Regions from separate parts of the Mus musculus genome. Here region 2 is linked to region 1. A link is a loop called in an ENCODE intact Hi-C map of the cell type or tissue named here. Cell type or tissue: heart. All regions are shown on one strand. Links, peaks and the distances in the headings refer to the core of each region. The heading gives the core; the rest is flanking DNA.

Region 1 (8,190 bases), core at 3,264-5,763:
GAATGTGGGCTGAGCATGAGTCAAGGAAAGCAAACCAGAAAGCAACATTTGCCCATGGTCTCTGCTTCAATTCCTACTTCCAGGTTCCTTCCATGGCTTCCTCAGATCATAGACTCTAAGCTGTAAGCCAGACAAACCCTTTCTTCCCCAAGTTGGCTACAGTCAATGTTTCATAACCACAGCATGGAAACAGAGGTGGTCAGAGGTATTTTTTTTAAAGGATTATTTTTTTCCTCCTATATTTCCTTCTGTCAATCTACATTTTTTTCTTTGATTAAAAAAAAAAAGTGGAAAGAGACTGGTCTGTTTATAGATGGCTGCCCATGGGGGCTTGCTTCCAGCTTTCAGATCCCACTGAAGTCTCTCCAGGGAAAGAAGATGCAGTCCTAGGACACCACTGCAGTCAGGGTGGATATAGGCCCAGCTGGGGACAGAGGGAACTGACATGCTGTGCCCAGGAGGTGAGGAGTAAATCTCAGGAGAAAGCCCCTGGAAAAGGTTCTCATCCCAGTCCCCCATCAAGGACATTAGGAGATGAGCTGTTCTCCAAGGCTGGAATTTAGTGTTATTCATGCTCTGGGTGGGTTTCAGCTAAGGCGATCCTAGGAGGTCACTGGATTTCATAGTTTACCAGCAAAATTCCTAAAAGGGTCTTTATACAGGGAATCGGCTCATAATACAAAAAGAAGGCAAGAAGAAAAGTATATATTCTTTGCGGTAAAGGGGTTGTGGGTGGGACAGCACTATTTATGTAGTAGGGTTATTTCAAAAAGAGAAGAGGAAAAGAGTGGGGTGGTAGGAAAAAAACATGCCTTCTAGAGGACCTGGCACATCTCATTTAGAATAGATCAGGTAACTGTGTTTTAGGAATGTGTCCCTGGTCTGTGTTCCCAGCTCTTTCAGGGCCTTTGCAGTGCTCCTCCTTGCTGGCTTCCCAGCCTCCTCTCCTCTCCTTGTACAGAGCTGGCCTTGTCTCTTTTCAATGCATTTTCAGCATGGGATCCCAACGATTAAGTTCGCCTTGGCTTTGCTCGAAGCTTACCTGCTTATTGTTCTGCCCCAGATTTGCTGTATCCGAATGGGACCTAAAGCCCAAGGATTCGGAGTTTGGAATCCATTTCCAGGCCTGGCAGCCTGTGAGGCTGGTTTCTATAATCCTCCTCTTTCACATGGCTCTCATATGTTGATGACTTCCCATTGATGACTTCCCTGGAAGGTTAAGAAAACTTCGGTGGAAGTCGTAAGAGGTCCCAGAGAAGGAAAGAAAGTTAAAGCAGGAGTTCTGACTGCTTTCAAACAGCCTTGAGGATTTTTTTTTCTTCAATATTTTAAGCTCCACTCACTTTTTAAAAAAGGCTTCTGGAGACATGTGTCAACTATACCATAAAACCAGACTGGCTATCATTCCCGCACAACCAAGACAATGGAACCAAACAATGAGTTTATTGCTCTTGTTCATGAGCGTGGTTCCTGAGTTATAATAAACAGTTTATTGTGTAATTACTGTGACCCAGCCAACGTGTTAGAGCTGTCAACAAAAGCTCTCTTTGATGCTCATTACACAGCGCCAGTCCTGTGTTCCCCTGAGAAAAGTTTAAATGATTCACCCAAGATCACTCATCTAGCAAGTACAAGAACTACCCACAGACTAAACTCTAGGTGTGTTGAACCCCACTGTCCACCTCAACAAAGACTTAAGTTCCTATCTAAGCTTTGAGTTTTAGAGAGTGAAGAAATTGTTTGTAAAATGAAGATGATAATATTCTGTCTTTGAGGTTAAGGAGTTAAGACTAGTGGGAATTTATTTCTAGACTAAAACGATGGGCATATGTACCGTCTTATTATTTTATGAATCCATTAGTTAGTGGCATGCTGTATTAATAGGATTATAATTAATTGACAAAGAATGCTCTGACTGTAGTAGAGAAGCCTCACTATCCATAAAAGGAAGACATTGGCTTTGGACTTGATCCAGCATGACTTAGTTACTGAATGACAGTGAGCAGCTCAATGAAAGCTGGTCTGGCTAATGAAGTAGCCAGCTCACAGTTCTCTGGTTCTGCCCCGTGTTTTGACACTCATTTATTTCACAAAGTATGCAAATACACAGGTGTCCAAATAAGAGACTATTGCACTGTTTGTTTTCTACATGTTTACAGTCTCGGTTAGAACTCTTGACATAAATTTGAAGAGCCCCAATGCCTTATTTTAAGTTTCAGGTAATTTTTCTACTTTTCTGGTCCTACACTCTTATTTCTATTCTAATGATTCAGATGGTCTTCCTAATTCTGAATGTGACTTCTCACAACTTAGGACTCTCTTTTCTGACCCAGAGCAAAGAAAAGCAAAATGGACTGAATTTCAACATCAAAGTCCAGGGTTTGTCCAGAAAGGCCAATGTCATATGCCTTTGACCAGAGACATACCCTCTCAAAACCAGCCCTGTCAGGAATGACACAGTTTTGGAGAGACATAAAACTCAGCACATCAGAGAATTGTTTCACATAGTATTGATACTTGACTTTTAATTTTTTCCAACTTCAGGAGAAAAGGCCGTCTTAGTTTAAATAATGCTTCTTTAAGGAAAACTACAGAGAAATTACTGAGTCCCTGGAAACCAACTGGGTGCCACTGCTGTAGATTCAGGAGCTTTAAGTCTTAAGTCATTCTCAAGTCAAATTTTGTGGAAATGTCAGATTCCAGCAACCAAGAGACAAATCAGTCAACCATATCCACAGATATTATCACTGAATATACTCTGTGCTTCATGTCTTTCCTAGTGAGCCACTTCTGAAGATGAAGAAGACGAAGAAGACGAAGAAGACGAAGAAGACGAAGAAGACGAAGAAGACGAAGAAGACGAAGAAGACGAAGAAGAAGAAGAAGAAGAAGAAGAAGAAGAAGAAGAAGAAGAGGGGGAGGGGGAGGGGGAGGGGGAGGGGGAGGGGGAGGGGGGAGGGGGAAGGGGGAAGGGGAAGGGGAAGGGGGAAGGGGAAGGGGAAGGGGAAGGGGAAGGGGGAAAAAGAAGAAAAGGTGCTTAGCACTGGTTGTATTGCGTGACCAATGTTACATTCTTTTCGTTCTCAATAGATCTGACTCTTCTTTTCTTTGAGTATTGGTAATGCTCAGAAGACATTTTCAAACTCCTGACTTCCATCTCTAAGGACAGCTAAGAGAAAATGATCTGGAATAGGGATTTAGTAGAAAGATAAACAAACAAACAAACAAACAAAAAAAAAACCAACCAAACAACATCAGAATATTTAGCTTGGACTTCATATCAGAGAGAGGTTAAATAATATATATGGTCAAAGAAATATTCATCCAATAAATTCTACCTGTCAACATTATAAACATGGGGTTACAAGGAGCTAAAGGGATCTGCAACCCTATCGGTGGAACAACATTATGAACTAACCAGTACCCCGGAGCTCTTGACTCTAGCTGCATATGTATCAAAAGATGGCCTAGTCGGCCATCACTGGAAAGAGAGGCTCATTGGACACGCAAACTTTGCCCCAGTACAGGGGAATGCCAGGGCCAAAAAATGGGAGTGGGTGGGTAGGGGGTTGGGGGTGAGGGTACGGGGGACTTTTGGGATAGCATTGGAAATATAAATGAGGAAAATACCTAATTAAAAAAAATAAACATGGGGTTAAAAGCCCCAGTCCTGTATCTAGGAAGCAATGATAAAGCCAAGGGAATATAAACAAACCATCTGTTCCAACCTTCCTAGGAAATCCTCTAGGTCTACTTAGAATGGGATTGACAAGGCCTCATTGGGAGAGAAAAGACAAGAGAGAAAGCTCAAACTCTTCAAGTTGGCGCACACCATGTGGAGAAGATAAAGCATTAGAAATGTGATTAAGTTGACCCCTGGTTTTCTCTTCTGAATGAAGAAGACTATGGTGATTGTTCTTGCTGAGTAACAGCAAGGCCCGCCTCTAATCATGTTTCTTATGAAGCTTCAGAGGGTATGGAAAGAGATCAATCCTATCATGATATGGCATCCTTTTTTAAATTTGATTGATGCGGAAGAACATGGTTTGGGTCGAAGGCTTCAAAAAGCCTTCAAAATGCAGCCAAGCCATCCCCTTGGCCTCTGCAGGGCCCCTGAGTCATGGGCCTTAGGGTTTCTTTTTCTTTTTTCTTTTTCTTTCTAATCCTCCCTCTCTGGGTCCTGCATATGAATCAGAACACTTTGTACCATGGAGAAACAATATAAATAAATCATGTGATCAAATGACCTTTTTGAAATCACGTTTTGGCTGGACGATGCTTTTCACAGCTGTCTCTCTGCTCTGACTGCAGATGCCAGGGAGAATGTGTCTGACATCCAGTTGAAGCCAATTCATAGGAAGCTGAATTCAACACACTTCCTTTTCACATTTTTTTTTGGCAGTTTGAAAACACACACTGCCAGTGATCTGGCATGTGTGCAAATAATATCCTTATCTTTGGCCCTCAAAGTTGCTTCTGGAGAGAGGAAAGTGGTTCTAGGAGAAGGGGCCTGAGAACAGGATTCAGAGGAGATGGATTGTTTACTATTTATTGTATTTGTTTACTGGAGTCATTACAATAGCTGATAGCTGGTTGTCTGGGAATTGCTTACTGCAGTGGCATGTAAAGAAGAAAGTGACCTGAGAAGTGACATGGGAGTCCTCTTTTTTTGTTGTCCTTTCAAAAAAGTGTGACAGGTCTACATATGCCAGGAGATGAGACACCGATCCTGGGGGTGGGGGCAGGGCATGACATGAGTGTGGGGCCCATTTCTCCAGGTGTTAGGGGTTTGAGGAGGTATCTGACAGACTGTTCTGTTTGTCAACATTGCCTAATCCACATGTCAAACAACGTTTCCAGGACACGTCCTGTTTGTGTTCCTTTCCAGAAGGATTAGAATTAACAGATGCATTAGTCCCCAAAATGACTGGCGAGGCTGTTAGGGAGAAAAGCATGGCTAGCTGGCCTGCCTGCCTGCCTGCCTGCCTGCCTGTCTGCCTTCCCTCCTTCCATTCTTCTGCCCTTCCTTCCTTCCCTCCTTCTCTCCTCCCCTTCTGCCTTCTTTCCTTCCATTTTGTTATTAATCTGTTGCCTAATTTAGTTTTATCTGAGTTGTTATATGTCACTGGGAACAGAATAAGAAGTAGAAATTAAACATTTTCTCTCTGAAAGCATTTCTGAGAGAATGTTCCTGCCCCTTTCTTTCCTAGACACTCTAAGTTCTTCTGGAAGGATAGAAGGAATAAGTTATAACTTAAAAGCAAGAAGCATCTACTCTCCTCCTCCTCTCTAGGTGACCTGTGTGTGAATCCTGCCTGGAAGCTAAGCCCTCTCCTTTCCCCTAACTTTCCTTGTGACTTCTCTCTGGTCCCCTCCCTTGGCTCGCTCAGCTCTTCCCCTTCTCAGTCCTTCTGGTACTCTTTATCTTCTCTTTTCTCTTCCACCCACTTCTAATCTTCCTCCTCCTCCTTCTTCCTCTCTCTCTCTTTCTCTCTCTCCCTCTCTCTCTTTCTCATCATGACAGCTTCCATATCTAGTTTACTCACTTACTCACTTTCTAACACAGGAATTGGGTTTGGAGTTTTCCTTGGAATCCTAGCCCAGATTCAGTGCACTGAGTTAGCTGTGGAAAGGGGATGGAGCCCACTCCTCCCACTCCTGCCCCTGCATGTCTTTTTGACCACTAAGATGAATACCTGGGGATCCATCCCATAAACAACCACCAAACCCAGACACTAATGCAAAAAGATTTTGCTGATAGGAGCCTGATATAGCTGTCTCCTGAGAGGCTCTGCCAGTGCCTGACAAATACAGAAGTGGATGCTCACAGCCATCCATTGGACGGAGCACAGGGTCCCCAATGAAGGAGCTAGAGAAAGTACCTAAGGAGCTGAAGGGGTTTGCAGTCCTCTAGGAGGAACAACAATATGAACTAACCAGTACCCCCAGAGCTCCCTGGGGCTAAACCACCAATCAAAGAAAACACACAGAGGGACTTGTGGCTCTAGCTAGCTGGTGCTCTAGTAGCAGAGCATGGCTGAGTCGGCCGAATCAATGGGAGGAGAGGCCCTTGGTCCTGTGAAGGTTCTATGCCCCAGTATAAAGGAATGCCAGGGCCAGGATGAGGGAATGGGTGGGTTGGGGAGCAGGGGGAGGGGGCAGGGGATAGGAGATTTTCAGAGGGGAAACTAGGAAAGGGGATAGCATTTGAAATATAAATGAAGAAAATATCTAATTTTAAAAAAAGATGGACATTCAGCTCATTGTGGGCCAGTTCTACCAGAGATTGTTGTAAAATCTACAAGGAACTAAAAAAAGGTAAAATTAAGCAAAGTCTTGAAAATTGTGTTAGCCACATCTCAGTGCTCCAACTTTCCTTTGAAAAACAACAAAATGCTTCTGTTGTTTTGAGGTCGTCAAACAAAATAGGTGTACATCGTTTTGTTTACAGTTTAAAATTTGTTTATTCTTCAAATGGGAAAAGGATGGTGAAAAAATCATCAATGCCAATCATTTAATAAAGGTAACAAATAAATAAAGATACTGCCTTTCCATTAAAGGCAGCTGACATGCTAGCTAAATGTTAGTATCAATCTTGTAATGTTGCCCACCAGTCAACCATTTTGACCTACAAAAACCAGACTTTCATGTGGTTCCACCTAATGGACTGACTTCATGTAAAATTTTGCTTTGGACTCAGTATGTCTATAGTTTCTAGTCGTGGAGAATGCACAATGGTTTCATCCCTCACTCTTATTGCCAATCCTTTAGGAACCCTAGGGGTTGAGTCTTTTTTCCTGATAATCTGATGATATAGCTCACGTAAGGTGCCAAGCACAGGTCAATAGCTTAACTCTTATCAATATAGTGCAGATTAGAATACATCAGGAGATTCAAAGCCTTGATCAAAACTATGAAATTCTAACAGATGTCTGTGATGTACTCGCTGAAGATGTGGATGGTGGGTTAGAGATAGTGCCATATTGTTTAGGATGGGATCTGCCTACAGTATTCCTTTTTACCAATAATTTATTTTGAAAGTAAGAAAATGAGAGCTGGGGCTATAGCTCATTTGGTAGAGTGCTAGCCTAGCATGCACAAGACCCTGAGTTCAGTTCCCTGTCATGAATAATTTAGGTCAATGGCACATGCCTAAAATCCCAGCATTATGAAGTCAGGGGGGGTCAGAATTCATTCTTAGCCATATACTGAGTTAGAAGCTAGCCCGAGCTAAAGGAGAACCAGACTCAAAAAAGAAAAGAAAAGAAAAAGAAAAATTAAAAGGAAGCCACCACAAACTGTAAATGTCTTATTTAGGGTTTTATTGCTGTGAAGAGACATCATGATCATGGGCAACTCTTATATGGGAAAACATTTAATTGAGGCTGGCTTACAGGTTCAGAGGTATATTTCCTTATCATCATGGTAGTATGCAGGCAGACATGATGCTGGAGCTAAGAGTTCTATGTCTGGATTGAGAGACATCAGGAAGAGAGAGAGAGAGAGAGAGAGAGAGAGAGAGAGAGAGAGAGAGAGAGAGAGAGAGAGACTGGTTTGAACATCTGAAAGCTCAAAGCCCATCTGCAGTGACACATTTCCTCCAACAAGGCTACACACTTCCTCCAATGAGAAGACACCTCCTAATAGTGTCCCTCCCTATGAGCCCGTGGGAGCCATTTTCACTCAAATCACTAGAGTGAGCATCATGACCAGTCCCTACACATGGCACCTTAGTGTGTGTCTGTGGCTCTGTGCTTAGCCTTACCGGATGCACACATCCCCCACTGGTTTTCTAGTTCCTTTGTCTTCTGCTCAGGCTGTACCTCTTTTCAAAGGGAGTAGGAAGGGCGATCTGTGTCTACATGGACACTTCACTTCTGGATGGTCAACTTAACACAAGCTTCAGTCTCGCCTAGCAGCTCCAATGTGAAAATCCAGAAAGGAGCTTTCCATGAGCCAATTCCTTGTGAGGAAACTCCAGAAAGTAGAAAAGAAAGTAAAAACTAGCATTGGGCTAAGGTAAAACTCCAGCCCAGCAAGTGTTGAGAAGATTCATTTGCAGTTACCAGCTGCCATGTTTCCTTCCCATCCCAGGCGGAGTGACAGCCCTTGCCCCTCCCTTGACTGAGCATCCTCTCATTGTTTGCTTCTACATCAGTTTTTATCAACTCACAAGAAACTTGTGAAGCC
Region 2 (8,190 bases), core at 2,999-5,498, 84 kb after region 1:
GCAAAGTCCTGAGGTAACTTTTATGTTAGAAGCACGGACTCTTGCTTCTCTTCTTCCTCACCAATTTGGTAGAGAGAGACAAGAAAACTCCAGGGAAAAGAGAGAGAAAAGATGAAGGACAGAAGTGAGGAAGAAAAGCAGGAAACAGAAGGCGACTCTCTAATCCCCTCATGCAGCAACCCTCCCTCCTGTAATTCCAGGTCCATCCCACTCCAAAGACTGACGTTATACCAACATGGCCGTTACCCAGCCCCAACTGATTCTTTGTATTGTTTCCACTCCTCTCTCTCTCTCTTTCTCTCTCTCTATACACACACACACACACACACACACACACACACACACACACACACACACACACACACATATATATATATATATATATATATATATATATATATATATATATATATATACTTTGTTCCAAAAGACTAGTTTAGCCTCGGTTGAATAATTTTTGGAGACTGGAGTCACACCATCCATTCCCACTCCTGAATAAGCATCATCAAACCATGCTTTAGTGTTGCCAAGTCTGAATGCCTGCTTGTGTATTGCAACTTCAGAGAGAAAACACAACAAAGTCTCTTCCTTACTAGCACCAAAGCCGACCTTGAACAACACAAAGGAATTTTTAAACAAACAAACAAACAAGCAAACAGCTTCCTGCTGCCTGTGTGGCCCCCCAGGGGCACCTAGTTTTCTCTGTAGTAAGAAGGATATTGGCTTTAGGATTTATCGCCACATGTATATGCTAAAGTTCAGCCAGAGACTTGGTGAAGACTCCATTTTCTCGTGCTTAATCTCCCCACATTGTGAGGGACTGGCATTGGCATCCTCCTTGCCACAGAGCTCCCTGATCCCCAGGGAAGTCACAGGCCTAGCCAGATGCCAAGCTACATTTCAGCTCTGGGGTCCTCTCAAGGTACATTGGCTGGCTGAAGCTAATGGGACAGGACTGACTGGCAATCAGCACAGCACTGCCCAAACTGCTGGCTCTTCAAAGAGCTGTTACTTGCTGGGTCTTCCTCTCTCTCCCTCCCCTTCCCCTCCCTCTCTGCTTCTCTCCTTCTGCCTCTCTCTTTCTCCTCTCCTACAGACACATATGAGAGTTGCCTGCTCTAAGAGCTGTTGGGTTTTCAGAATCAGCCTTGGGTGGTTTATAGTCTTATGCCACCAAGTCTTCTAACTCTTCATTTAGGTTCCCCTGGCATCTCAGTCATGGACAGACTTAGAAGAAAAAACCTGGGTTATACTAAAAGATGGAGATCCTAACTGAAATCCAAGCTATTCTGACAGTGCATTCTAACCAGATGAGCCAAGGGCTTTCTCCCTCATCTCTATACACACCAAAGAGCACAATTTCAAACCTGAATCTTGGCTTAATACTACTAGTTCTGGTTGCAAGATTATATTTTATTATCAGAACTTGGCTTCTGTGTCATAAAAATATGTGCACAATATCCCTTTGTTATATTTTGTAAAGATTTTAGGGTTTGTGAGACAGAAGCAAATTTTGAGATGTGTTGATTGGTAACTCTCTCTCTTTTCTTTTCTGGTTTTCTAGAATGATGAATGGCAGTAGGCAGAAATGGTTGGGTTGGTAATGAGCTATATAATGAGTTCTATATATATTTATTTAAGTGTATACACTCTATATACTTATGCTATGTAAGTATAATGACTAAGGACTTGGCCCAACCACTAAAACTATATACATACAGAACCGGGAATGGCAGGGCACACCTTTAATGACAGAAGACGTTATTACTGGGGCTTGCTGGCCAGCCAGTCTAGCCAAATCAGTGAGTTCCACGTTAAGTGAGAGACCCTCTCTCAAAAAATAAAAACGGATTGAGGAGGACAGCCATTGTTGACCTAAGTCCACACAATTGTGCATAAGCTGGCATGCTTACACACCCAGAGAAACAAAACAAATGCTGATGAAAAGTGGCAGAAGGAGATCAGAGAGGATCAGGAGGAGAAGAGAAAGGGCAAAGAGTCTGAGCTGGAACTGATCTGCAAAGATGACTTACAGAGAGCGTGGCTATCCATCTCACTACATTTTCAAGGTTATGAGGTTAAATGGTCTTACACGCGTTCTCGCGACCGGCCAGGAAGAACACAACAAACCGGAATCTTCTGCGGCAAAACTTTATTGCTTACATCTTCAGGAGCAAGAGAGCAAGAGAGCAAGAGCTCTATTGCTTACATCTTTAGGAGCCAGAGCCAGAGCGCAAGAGCGAGAGAGCTCTATTGCTTACATCTTTAGGAGCTAGAGCGCAAGAGCTCAAGAGAGCAAAAGCAAGAGCGTGAATGGCGAAACCCCGTCCCTTTTTAAGGAGAATTATTCTCCGCCTAGGACGTATTACTCCCTGATTGGCTGCAGCCCATCGGCCGAGTTGTCGTCACGGGGAAGGCAGAGCACATGTAGTGGAAAACTACCCTTGGCACATGCGCAGATTATTTGTTTACCACTTAGAACACAGGATGTCAGCGCCATCTTGCAACGGCGAATGTGAGGGTGGCTTCCTACAAAATGAGATATTTTTTAATCAGAAAACCTATTTCAGGTTTGTCTGTTTTTTTATCTTAAGCTACTTAAGGGTTATTTTTTTAAAAAAAAATTATTGGGTCTGCTACTGAAATATGCTTTCTACCACCCCTGTGCTTCACCTTAGTCTTCATGACTTCAACAAGAAGGTGACTCTGACTCACTGTCAAAGCTTTGATCCTTGCTCTAATGGCCATTTTATATGACAAATTTACATGATGTCCCGGAGGCAGTGATGGGTCCTGAACAGTTGAGAAAGGAAATTTGGAAGTCATCAACACCTTTCAGTCTGTTTCACGAAGCACATTATGAAAAGTCAAATTTGCCTACAGTGAGTGCCTACTTCCTCAAATCTGCCTCCATTTCAGGAACTATAAGAGATAAGGCCACGACCTTGATCTTTCCAAAGATTTTTTTCACAGATGCTTTTGCCTGTGTTCTCTATTCCAGGCACAGTGAACACTGCTAACAACATTCTAGTGAGGATGAAGACGAAAAGAATAACATTACCAGTAGCAACCAACTTTCACAGGTCAGCTACCGTGCTAGCTGGACTACTCCTTCAGCCATCCAGTCACACTGGGGTAAACACAAGAAGCACCCATGTCCTCATTATACTTGACAATTAAAGTGGTCAAATCACTACCTAAGGCCAGCACATGTCAGAGGTGAGGTCTGAAGCCTGGGATATGATCTTAAATTTTGATTTCTTTAATCAATTTAAAAATCTTATTTTGGCATCACCAGAAACAAAACGACAGTCCCACAATAGTCTACACAAAGCATTTGCTGATGTAAGCATGTTCTTATTTCTGAACCTGGAACAGAACCGAGGAACTTGATATAGTTTTAACAAAATATATTAGTAAGATGCTCCAAATGTCATAACACACATAAGAGGACATTCTATTCCTTAGGTTGGGAGGGTGATGGAGACTTACTTATAGAGGGTATTTTCAGAAGGACTTAAAGACTAAGAGCCTGCCAGACAGAAACTAAAGGAAGTACGCCAAAGACCACACAGACAACAATAAAAGTCTGCAGTATTCTGACAAAATAAATGCCTAGCCTCGATCGCTAATCCTAATGATTTAAGTGAACTGAAATCACTTACAGGTTTTTTTTTTTCCTTCAACAAACTAAGGAGGCAGCCAAGTCCTGGGGCTTCTGTTGAGCTGAAAATTTGCATTTCTAGTGAATTCTCATGTGCAGCTTTGGACTACTCTTTGCTGAGAGCCTGTGCCCCAAACCAAAGACCTGTCTGGAACCCCCCACTGCTAGTGTGTATACAGGAGGGAGATGCCAGGGTCACCAAGCCCTGCTCCGAATTTCCCAGAAGACCTGAGGGTTTTTTTGCCTGCTAGGAGCGGTAGTGAAATTTTACTGTTGGTTTTGGGAGCAATTAATACTGAAGCTGTCCAGTGGGAGGAAATAGGAAACCACAGCTTGAGGCTGAGTGGAGAGAACCTAGGATTTTATGGTGTTTCTGTCCCCTCCGTGCCCCTATTCACAGGCGGGTGAGGGCCTGCGGCAAGAGCATTTAGAAACACTAGTTCTTTTGTTGTGGGAGTGAGGAGGGTGTCCGATTTGCAGGGAAACGATGTTTTCACAATTCCTCCTCCAATTTTGAGGCTGGGTCTGCTGACGACAGCTTAGTTTGTGTGTTTGTCTCAAAGGTGCTTCTGCTGACCTCAGCACCCAGCCCGGAGTAAGGAGGGACAGGCAGGAATCCTAGCTGGGAATGAGAGGAGCAAGGCAAAAGTGGGCTCTGTGGATGCAGCTGGGACAAATGAGAGCCTTGGGAAATCCTTCCACTTCTAATTCAATTTCTATGCTTAGTTCTTATTTTCCAGGACGGAAAAAAATCTAGACTCCGAAAGGTCAGCTTCCAATTGTAGACTCTCCCTCTCAGACCACACCCACCGGCTCCCACAAACCCCGGCAGCTCTGAAGGTCACTGCCCAAGAACCGAGGAACAGGAAGAAGCAAGCGCACGGAGTCCTTGTTGTCTTCTTTCCACCAGATTGCTTTGCTAGCTGACAGTAATCAGCTGTGCTAACATTCCGGGCATGTCCCCTCTGCACCCGCCATACTTGGCATGGAGGAAAGGGAAAGAAAGACAGGCATTGGCTTCTAGAGACCAGGAAAAGAGATGAAAGCAAGGCGTTCAGGTTCTGTGTTTCATCTCTGTGTTCATTTGCTGTTATAGTGCCTTGTGGCTCTGCAGGAGTCTTGTGGGAATTTCTAGAAATCTAGTTGGCAGTGCTCCTAGTTACTACACCATTATGTCCCAGAGACACTTAATTCAGGATATTCGTTGTCATACTGTTGACCAAGAAAGAAGAGCCTGACAATTATCTAGAAAAGAAATACTACCAGAGACAGCACGATCTTGGCTCCTCTTCACTGGACACTGAGACTGTTATTCCCCAGATTACAGTGATCCACACTTTCTTTGAGAGTTGGAGTATTTTTTGTCATCGTGTCTATTTCACACAAGAACACAATTAGAGGAGGTTTCCTCAACAGAAGAAGCTGATTAAGTTCACAGATTTATTGTGAAACCATTTGGGAGTCATGGAAAATGAGTTTCACTGCTAAGCTTTTCTTGCTTTAAGTAAAGAGAAAAAAAAAAGGCAAACTGCACCTTGAATTCTCCATCTATAACAGATCATAAAATACCCATAGCCTTCCATGTAATTTACTCATCTCAAGAGAGATGCTGAATGCTTCTTCCAGTCTCTTAGTACTTTCCCAAGAGTTCAGCGATTTTACAGGATACAGCGGGGGATTCTGACCCTGCAGTAGGGTAGGCCAGACAGTGGCAAACTGCCAGGATACATGTCACAATAGAAGGCTGTACTTTGCACAACTTGCAAACTAGTGGGTGGGAGAGCCTTGTTTTATTTGAGTCCCGGGAACGATGCTGTAAATAGGACTGATGTAAACAGAATCCATTTTCAATAGCAACGAAGACCGCATTAATGATGATGCACTTTTGACCCAAATGCCCAAAGTCCTGGAGAAAGAGTCAGAAGCCATACTTCAAAATCCTTGCTTTAATGAAGGTTTCAACACACACAGTTTCAATGTTCATTTATCAAACACATATCTCATGCATGTTTCTTCAGATCTTGGGATTTTAGGGTGGTAAATTTCAATGGTGTTCCATGCCCTGTGCCCCTTCATCCAGAACACTTAACAACCGAATAGAAGAGAACAGGTCATAAAACTGTTCCTGATTTAGGCAGGTTTTGTTTATTTTAAATAAACAAAATTTCAAGAATGCCGAGATAAGCATTATCTCATTTGCTACACAAGCAGTTGAGAGTTGGACTGGTTTGTTGGAATGGACAGTTAAAAGTGCAAGTTGATTTCAAATCTGCTCTCATCATCAAGTCTACGATCAGGTGGTTTATGCCTGCCTGGTGTCACTCTAGATAACATCTCCCCAACACCAGACTGTTGTTTTCCCATCTTCCTGGGCCTCTCCTTCCATAATCATTTCAAGCATACTTTCTAGGATACCCATCCATATTTTTGATGGATACACAAAAATGTAAGGGAACAGGCTGTTGCAGGGTTTGTAGTCTACCTTTGGCAAAGGAAGCTTATTCTGCAAAATTAAAGCACATCAAATTCATGATAAAATGATATTCAGAGCACCCTGGGTTTGACGAGATCTAGATATCCTCCTCCTCCTCCATCTTTTTAAAGTATAAAACTATAATCCAGAAATACAAGTAGAGCTCTAACATGAGAGCATAGACGAACGAGTCTGGCTGCCTCCTGGTCAGCACTCTGTACGGGCTGCCAAGGTCAGGACAGCACTGATGCAGAGGCAGAGAGCAGAGAGCAATAACACAAGGAACATGATCCAGAGCTGAAACCCAGAGGGTCAGAAGCTTGCTGACAGATACACAGACGCAGTAACTCCTCACTCACTTTCCATAATACAGAATCCGAGACGTAGATTTCTCATATCACTGGGATCTTACAAAGTTGTATAATAGGAGAAAGAGGCATGGGAGGAGGCAAGGAGCAATCCTGAATCTGTCTGCTGTACCTCAAGTTAACTGTTGATAAAAAATGGGTATCATCATCTCACACACACACACAACACACACACACACACACACACACACACACACACACACACACACACCACAAGCAACTACTTGGGAATCATGTTGTCTACTGATGATCTCCCAGTGCAGATACTTGCTTGGGAAATGGAACTTTTAAGGTACACAGAGTAGAGATTGAAAATTATTATCACTGACCCTGTCACAGCAGATGTAGAGCCAAATAAAAAGGAGTAGTGTGCTCAATTCTGTAACATTTCACATGGCCCCTGACCTCTCCATTTCCCTTCGTCTCAGTGAAACTGGCCTCTTGGACAGACTTAGCTAGGAATACATCTGTAACAGGATTAACCCCACTTTTGCATCCGTGGACAGTCAGGAACTAATTTAATGAGCACCTAAATGGACTCAGCCTTGCTTTCTCCAGGAGCCAAAGGCCCTGGATTGCTTATCACTGTTTGCAAGGAGTTTTTGTTGTTGCTTTGTAGTTGGCACACTCTGTAGGGATTCCTCCTTTGTCCTCCAGAACAGTCTTAGAGGGTGGAAACTGTCGTTAGTTGCGGTTTATGGATGACTACGCTGAGTCGTGAGGATGTTTAAGAAGGCTTCTCTCTTCGGGGCGTGACAAGGGCATTCAGGTCAGACCCTCGTGTTCTATGACTTGTACAGAGTGAGGTTCCACCCAGCCTCCATGTCTCAGGACAGCTAAATGGGAGCACATCTTACATATTACTTTCCTAGACAGATTAGGTATGTTCTGTTCCAGAAATGTAAATAAAGAGAAAAATATTTGATCCATCTTTTAATAGTGAATTTGTGAATGTTATAACTAAACTGTGAGTGGGACCTCCAAAGTTGCTGGGGGGAAAACCAGGAGATCATTTATTTCAAGAGAAACACTAATTATATGACTATAAATTTGTCTGGATACAATTGTCATGAATACCAATGCTGCCCATAGCCCACGCCAACTTAACGAATTACAGTTAGTTTTCTGCTTCTCTACCTTACAAAAGCATCACTTGAAATGTTTCTTTAGTCATTTTAGCTTTCGAAATAACACACAAAATAAGGCCCTTTCTAAAATTTAGGTTATCTCATAGGAAATATCTCATAGGAGGCGTGGGAACAGGGCCAAGAATATTACTTGTTATATGAAAAGCTTTTAAAGTAAGGTAGAAACTATTTGACAACAAGATCTGGATATTGTTCCATGGTGCAGCACTTGGCCAAAGTAGGAAAGCTGCTGTGTTCAATCCCCAGCACCTCAAGAGACTCTCAAGTAGTTAAAAAAAAAAAAAAAAAAAAAAAGGAAATGAGCTATCAAGGCACAAAACAGGGAAGAAACTTATCCCAATGCAGACTTGCCCCAACGCTCAGTGAAAGATGCTTGTCTGAATGACTGTCCGATGATGCCAACCCTATGGCATTCGAGAGGGTGAAAGGGTAAGCGCTTGCCCGGGTAGAGTGGTGGGTAGGAGTGAGGGATGAGCTGGTAGAACACACAAGAACAGTGTTAGGTGTGGTAGGTACATGTCATAATGCTGACCAAAC

Evidence for each region. Hi-C counts contacts between places; a loop is a spot of excess contacts. Peaks named below come from ENCODE experiments on the same cell type or tissue, not always from the same donor. Only the 100,000 strongest peaks of a DNase experiment are listed, where the experiment ranks them.
Region 2: a loop joins it to region 1, with 2.0 times the contacts of the local background. A loop is called at or near these places in 4 of 42 quality-filtered maps.

What each region holds. Positions count from the first base shown.
Region 1 is chr6:93,146,826-93,155,015 of GRCm38, reverse strand. No RefSeq gene overlaps it. Among named protein-coding and RNA genes, the nearest start is that of Gm38863, 43 kb to the left of the region's middle. In heart, for the core only: no CTCF peak of the experiment used is centred there; DNase peaks (open chromatin) are centred at 4,305 and 4,784; H3K27ac peaks cover 294 bases.
Region 2 is chr6:93,062,751-93,070,940 of GRCm38, reverse strand. All of the region lies in intron 1 of 9530026P05Rik (RIKEN cDNA 9530026P05 gene), which reads right to left. Among named protein-coding and RNA genes, the nearest start is that of Adamts9, 120 kb to the right of the region's middle. In heart, for the core only: no CTCF peak of the experiment used is centred there; DNase peaks (open chromatin) are centred at 4,530 and 5,380; H3K27ac peaks cover 1,256 bases.